Linked DNA regions of Homo sapiens: region 2 is linked to region 1. Evidence: chromatin contacts called from ENCODE POLR2A ChIA-PET data. All regions are on one chromosome and are shown on one strand. The core of a region is the stretch at or near the end of the contact, and the rest is flanking DNA. Distances in the headings are between cores, read along the strand shown. Region 1 has its middle 160 kb from the start of SLC38A4. Region 2 has its middle 120 kb from the start of SLC38A4.

Region 1 (2,972 bases), core at 200-2,699:
AAATATTTTTAGATAATATTTAAGCTCATATCTAGATTTAAAAACGGTAAACTTGTATAATTTTATTGGACTTTTACTCTAGACCTGTATATATAAGTATTGCTGGTAATAATAAAGCATACAGAAAATATCTCCCTATTCAATATTTTCTTTGCGATATATTCCTTTCCTGAGTATGAAATAAAGGTGTTATGAAAGTCTATTACAGGGCCCAGTGTGATGACTCAAAATGCCTATAATCCCAGCACTTTGGGAGGCTGAGGCAAGAGGATTGCTTGAGGCCAGGAATTTGAGACCAGCCTGGGCAACTTAGTGAGACTTGTCTCTACAAAAAAAATAGCCGGGCATGGTGGCTTGCACCTGTAGTCCCGGCTAATCCAGAGGCTGAGGTGGGAGGATCTCTTGAGCCCAGGGGTTCAAGGCTGCAGTGAGCTATGATCATGCCATCATACTCCAGCCTGGCTGATAGATCAAGACCTTGTCTCAAATTAAAAAGAAGAAGAAGAAGGAGAAGGAGAAGAAAAGTCTATTTCAGATTTTGGGAAAAAATTCAGTTGGAACAAAGGTCAGTAACATTTGTCTATCCTGGAGCCTCAGAAATTGCTACCTTTGTCAATGGTTAAGCCTCAGTTTTAGGTAATTTGTGTATTTATTCTCAGTGTGCCCTTTTCAGGATTTCTGTCTTGGTATTAAGTCACTATTCAGGTACTAAACGAACTTCATCATTTTGTACAAAGCTCCATTTCCATCCTTGTTCCAAATAGTTGAAAAATTGGAAAAATTCACAGTCGGATGGGACATTGGCCTGGCTCATAAGAATTTGACATCTCCTTTGAGAGCCCAGGTTCCTTCACAGTCAACATTTTGCTGCAAGCCAAGATCAAGGTAACAAACTGCTGCAAACCAATCTGCCAGGAGTCATAGGTTGTCTATAGGCCTGTATCTTCAGCCTATCCACTGTGAAGATAGGCTAACATATCATTTTTTTAATTTTTATTTCAGGTTCAGAAGTACATGTGAAGGTTTGTTACATAAGTAAACTCTTGTCACGGGGACTTTTTGTGCAGATTCTTTCGTCACCCAGGTATTAAGCCCAGCACCCAATGTTTAAAATAACACATACACAAATTTCTACCTATGCTACAAAACATCACTTGCATAATGAAGATACATGAAATCATGCAAAAGAAATAAAAATGTGTTCACGAAGCAAAGTGATTTTCTTGTAAGTAGAGATGTTTGCCTTGACATTAGGATTCAAAATAACTTGCAAATCTTGAGCAAGGGATTTAATCTTTTTAAGTATCTTTACTAATAAAGGTAAATGCTGACAAACAGGATAAAAACTGTATGAGCCCAGGATGAGGAAACGTGCTTTATTAGCAGTAATGTGGGTAAACAGCAGGGCTTGAGTCAGTGGTAACCTCACCATGAGTCAGTAGTAACATGATCTGACAGGGGCAGACATACGGTCTGACCCCAATCAAAAACAAAACAGAAACAGTCTTAGGTTCTGAATGCTTCCCTTTAAAAGAGATAGAGACAAACTCAAAAGTGTGCAGAAGAAATTAACTAGGATGGAAACCTGACCTCAAACTATATGCTATGAGGGAAAAATCAAGTAAATAAGGAATTCTATTATGGAAGTTGAAATGGGAGTATGATTACTGTCTTCCAGTTATATGGCTGCCTCTGTTCTATGTGGCTTCAAAAGCTAAAAGGGAGGCTGATGTTGACTCAGTGTAAAGAGGAACTTTGTAATTTTCAAACGGCTTAATAATGGAAATGTTGCCTTAGGCTTTCCACATCACTAGAGGTGCAGAAGCATAGCTGGAAAAAAATTGCTTGACAAGGCTTTTGCAGGAATCAACAGGGAGTTTAGGCTAAATGACCTATAAAGTCTCTCCCAATCCTGAAATCTATGATTCCTTAATTCTAAAACAAGTATTTAAAAGTAGCAGAATGTGAGTGCACACCAGATATCTCAACTCTATTTAATCATCCTTATTAGTGGAAATTCTCCATGAATCACAGCCATAATGTGTGTGAATAAAAAGCTAACCAGCTGTGACACCAGACAGGGTCCAAATATTGGTTCTGCTACTTGTTGACTGAGTAGATGTGGACTAATCAATTAACCCCTCTGAGCCTCAGTTTCCTGTAAAATGGGGATAACTGCATGCACCTTGCAGGAGTGTGGATAGATTTGAGGTAGCGCATGCAAAGCATCTAGCCCTAAAGTAATTCTCAATCCACAGCAGCTATTATTATTACCATCAGAGAATGTCTGAAACATAATAATTCAGTTACAATAATGAAATTCTGAACTCAGCTTAACTTGATGAACTTTACTGCCTTATATGAAAGAAAAATACTGCTCAAGTAAGGAATGAAAAGAGAATAATAGTCTCAACTTTAAGGAACAATATCAAACTTCTTTCTTCACATGTATAGAATCCTTTTAAATTTTGCACATTTCAAAATCACTTAAATACTGTTTGTTTAAATCTCACAATCGAGAGTATAAATTGATAAACCTTGGCTAGAAACAAACACAGCTTGACCCGTAATGTGCAAAAGGCATGTCACAGTCCAAGAACAGACAAAATGATCTCAGAGGGCAGCTTCTTTCTCCACTCACTTAAATCCTAAGCCAGAGGTGTGTGATTTCTCAGCAAGAAGCACAGTTTTCTTTTCCCTAGTTTATTTTAGTCATGGAAGTTGGTGAAGATGTGTTAAAATATGTTAAGGATGTTAAAGTATCAAAATGTTGTCATTTCTCCTTCAGAGAGATGAAAGAAGGTGTGAGCATAATTTTTATTACTTTGTGTTTACTAAACTCTGATTGAAAGCATCAATCTTGGTAATATTATGAATATATAGATTTTCTAAAAATTTCCCAGATCTGCTCTTTAGTTTTGGCTGCCAGTATACAGTATTTCATGTGACAGTGGGAAGAAGGCTTATGGGCT
Region 2 (3,103 bases), core at 589-3,088, 38 kb before region 1:
CTAATGCTAGATGACGAGTTAGTGGGTGCAGCGCACCAACATGGCACATGTATACATATGTAACTAACCTGCACAATGTGCACATGTACCCTAAAACTTAAAGTATAATAAAAAAAATGCTATGTCTTCACTTTTCTTTTGGGGACTCAGTCATACATTAAAACAGACAAACAAAACAAAACAAAACAAAAAACATTCTTGTTGGCTTCATAAAATCCTGAGTTATGTCCCAACTAATATTGCATTGGATCAGAACTTTATCTTTTGCATGGACTGCCCCTGGCTAGTCTCCTTGCTTCCAGTCCTAGCTCCCTCAAATCCTTCTCACGTTGATTACTCTAAATGTATTAGTTTATACACTGATTAGTTGAAAACACAAATAGTGTGGGTCAGTATCTGGCCTGAGTAGTTATTATCTGACTATCTCAGTAAAGACTTTGGCAATCAAGAGTATGTTAGACCAAGTAAACATCAAGGTCATCTGACAGATCTCCTTTAATGAAGCTTATTCTGTATTTATTGCTGTCACACTCTGCTCTCTCTCTTCTTACAGCTGGCCAATGGAACACTGCTAGAAAGTCATACTTCTCCACCAGTGTGTGTTTTCCGGTTCTGCCCTTCTCTCTTTTCGTTTCCTTTGGTCAGTAACTTCTCTGTATTCAGTTACCATTGTAGACCTCCACTATCCTCAAGAACCTAACATACTTGCTCTCCTCTCATTAGTAGCCAGTGACATTGCTCCCTACTTTACCAGGAAACTGCAGCAAGCAACTCTAAGCTGTTCCACCTCCTGCTACCCTGGAGTCGATTGGTGGTGATACTGTTCACCCAAGAGTCAGATAGGGAATGGCCCTTGATTCCTCACCAATCCTCATCCAGTTGACTACCAACCCTTTCCCAGCACCTCCCAAATGATAATTCCTTCTAACACTGATTTGGGGTGTCCTTATCATCTTTTATAAAACTACTGCCATAACTCATCTCCTGGTCTCCCTGCATCCAGTATTTCCCCTTTCAAATTTATGATCCAGCCTTTTGATCAATTGAAATCCAATTTCTCCCACGCCATGCTGCCTTGACTGCCCTATAACCATTTTTATATAGAGGATAAAATGTAAGCTAAGTTATTTCTTCTCTTTCTCCAGTACTTTATTGGCAACTGTATCATCAACTTTATGGATTTTAAAGCCTCTCCTGTTTTTCAGCCATTTGGAATCAGAGCAAGATAAAGAGGGCTGGTACTTAAAACTATTTTTGCTTAATGGCTGGATTATCTTTATAACTCTCAGCCCCCTGCTTCAGAATGAGAGAGAAGAAGGCAGCAGAAATAGAAAAGGAAATATTTGTTTTGTCCTGTTTTGTTCATTTTCAGGAACTTAGGATCCAGCAATGGTGGAACAGACATGGTACCTTGCACTCCTCAGCTAATAACTTACACAACTGGCATACAACAAACTGAGGCTAATTAATAGACACATTTAAGTAAAAACATGGCATTTGATAAAAGAAAGTTACCAGGCAAATTATTTTCTTTTGTAGGAGCCATGTAATATTCAAGTTAAGTTGCTTTTGTGGTGTTTTAATGTATTCTGTCACATTTGGGTTAGAATGTCTCTACTCCTGAGCTCGTTTGCACACGCCTGTGCAGTCACAAGTTGTGCTAGATGTGCGCGATTGGAGTTAACACCACATATTTTGGAGACTCGTCATGTCTGAAAGCAGGAGCTTCCTATTCTGGTGGATTGAGGCACGTAGCTGCTTGTTTCAGTTCACTTTTTCCTTCCCAAAAGGCTTAGCAACTCAAGGAAACTTGACAGCTCATTATTTAGGAACTTGGAAGAAGTGTTGAAGCTGGCAAGACTGAGCCTGTCTCCTCCACAATGCCTGCCTCCCTAATCCTCCATCCAGTTTCATTCAGTTACACAGATACTTATTAATTAGCCTAGGTACAAAGGACTAGGCTGGACACCCCAGGGAAGAAAGGAGCATGATACAATTCCTGCTACAGAAGTCGTATTATAGGAGTATTCCACAAATACCTATAAGGTACAAAGAAGTGTCGTGAGAGCTGCACAAAGTGCTACGTGGGAGGACCAAGCTAAAGGGAGGACACCCTTAATGCTTAAGGCACCACTGTGGACAGCTGCAGTCAGCCCAGTACTGCTCTTTACAGCTGAGCAGGGTACTCATCTGAGAGCTTTTTCTTATTTGGAAAATGAGGAAATTATCCTATGTCAAAGAGTTAGACTGACAATTAAATAAAATATTTTATGTGAGTTTCCTCAGCACAAAACCCAAAAGGTAACAGGAGCTTAGCAAATGTTAGTTTCTTTTGTTTTGATAGTATCTTTGAGATGGACTCTCCCCAAAACTGATGAGAGATTTACAGGTGGGAATGGGGTGTGGAGATGGGCATGAGAGGACACACAGGTGGGGAAAACAGATTTTGTTCAGAAAAGAGTGAATACTCCAGTTTTACTACAGAGGAGTAGGGAGACGGACTTGGAAGGATAAGTTGGGGGTCACCCTGAGGGGACAGAGATGTCTGGAAGGGCAGTATGTGCCCCCGTGAAGCCTGGACTTTGGAGCCAGACTGTTTGGGTCCAAATCCTGCCTCTGCCACACTTTTTCACCGTGAAACACAGAGCAGGCTACTAACTCCCTGTGCCTTAGTTTCTTTATTTATCAAATGGGGTTAATAAGAATATCTCTGCCAGATTCCTCTCCTGTGGATTAAAAGGGTTAAAATCTGTAAACAATTAGAACTGTGCCTGGTACATAGTAAATATTAATACCCAATAGATCCTCCCCAGCTCTTATGAGCAGGCTGAAATATTCATCATGAAGTCTCATGGCCAGAAGGCATGCTATGAGTGCATACCATTCAGAGGAAATTGGGTCTGCCTTTACTATGGAAAATGGTTCTTTCTAATCTGAGAAATGGCCTGCCTCTTTACCTGATGGCCATAATATGGAGGTTTCTTAGCAAAAGATAAAGAACAGGTGTGAACTCCTCCCTTAGACTTCCTGCTCTTTAAATCATACCTGCAAGCCCCTTCAACTCCATAAGAGTCTCCTCAACTCCATAAAGGTCTCCAGTTTG

Evidence for each region. ChIA-PET counts read pairs that join two places held with the same protein, here RNA polymerase II (POLR2A).
Region 2: POLR2A ChIA-PET joins it to region 1 with 12 read pairs in MCF 10A. The contact joins two enhancer-like sites. POLR2A ChIA-PET finds 5 or more read pairs at or near these places in 2 of 52 experiments (MCF 10A and OCI-LY7).

Annotation. Positions count from the first base shown.
Region 1 is chr12:46,663,613-46,666,584 of GRCh38, reverse strand. No RefSeq gene overlaps it. Among named protein-coding and RNA genes, the nearest start is that of SLC38A4, 160 kb to the left of the region's middle. Within about 2 kb of position 1,449, at least 10 of the 41 ENCODE cell types and tissues checked have a DNase peak (open chromatin) inside an H3K27ac peak, as active enhancers do.
Region 2 is chr12:46,701,811-46,704,913 of GRCh38, reverse strand. No RefSeq gene overlaps it. Among named protein-coding and RNA genes, the nearest start is that of SLC38A4, 120 kb to the left of the region's middle. Within about 2 kb of position 1,838, at least 3 of the 41 ENCODE cell types and tissues checked have a DNase peak (open chromatin) inside an H3K27ac peak, as active enhancers do.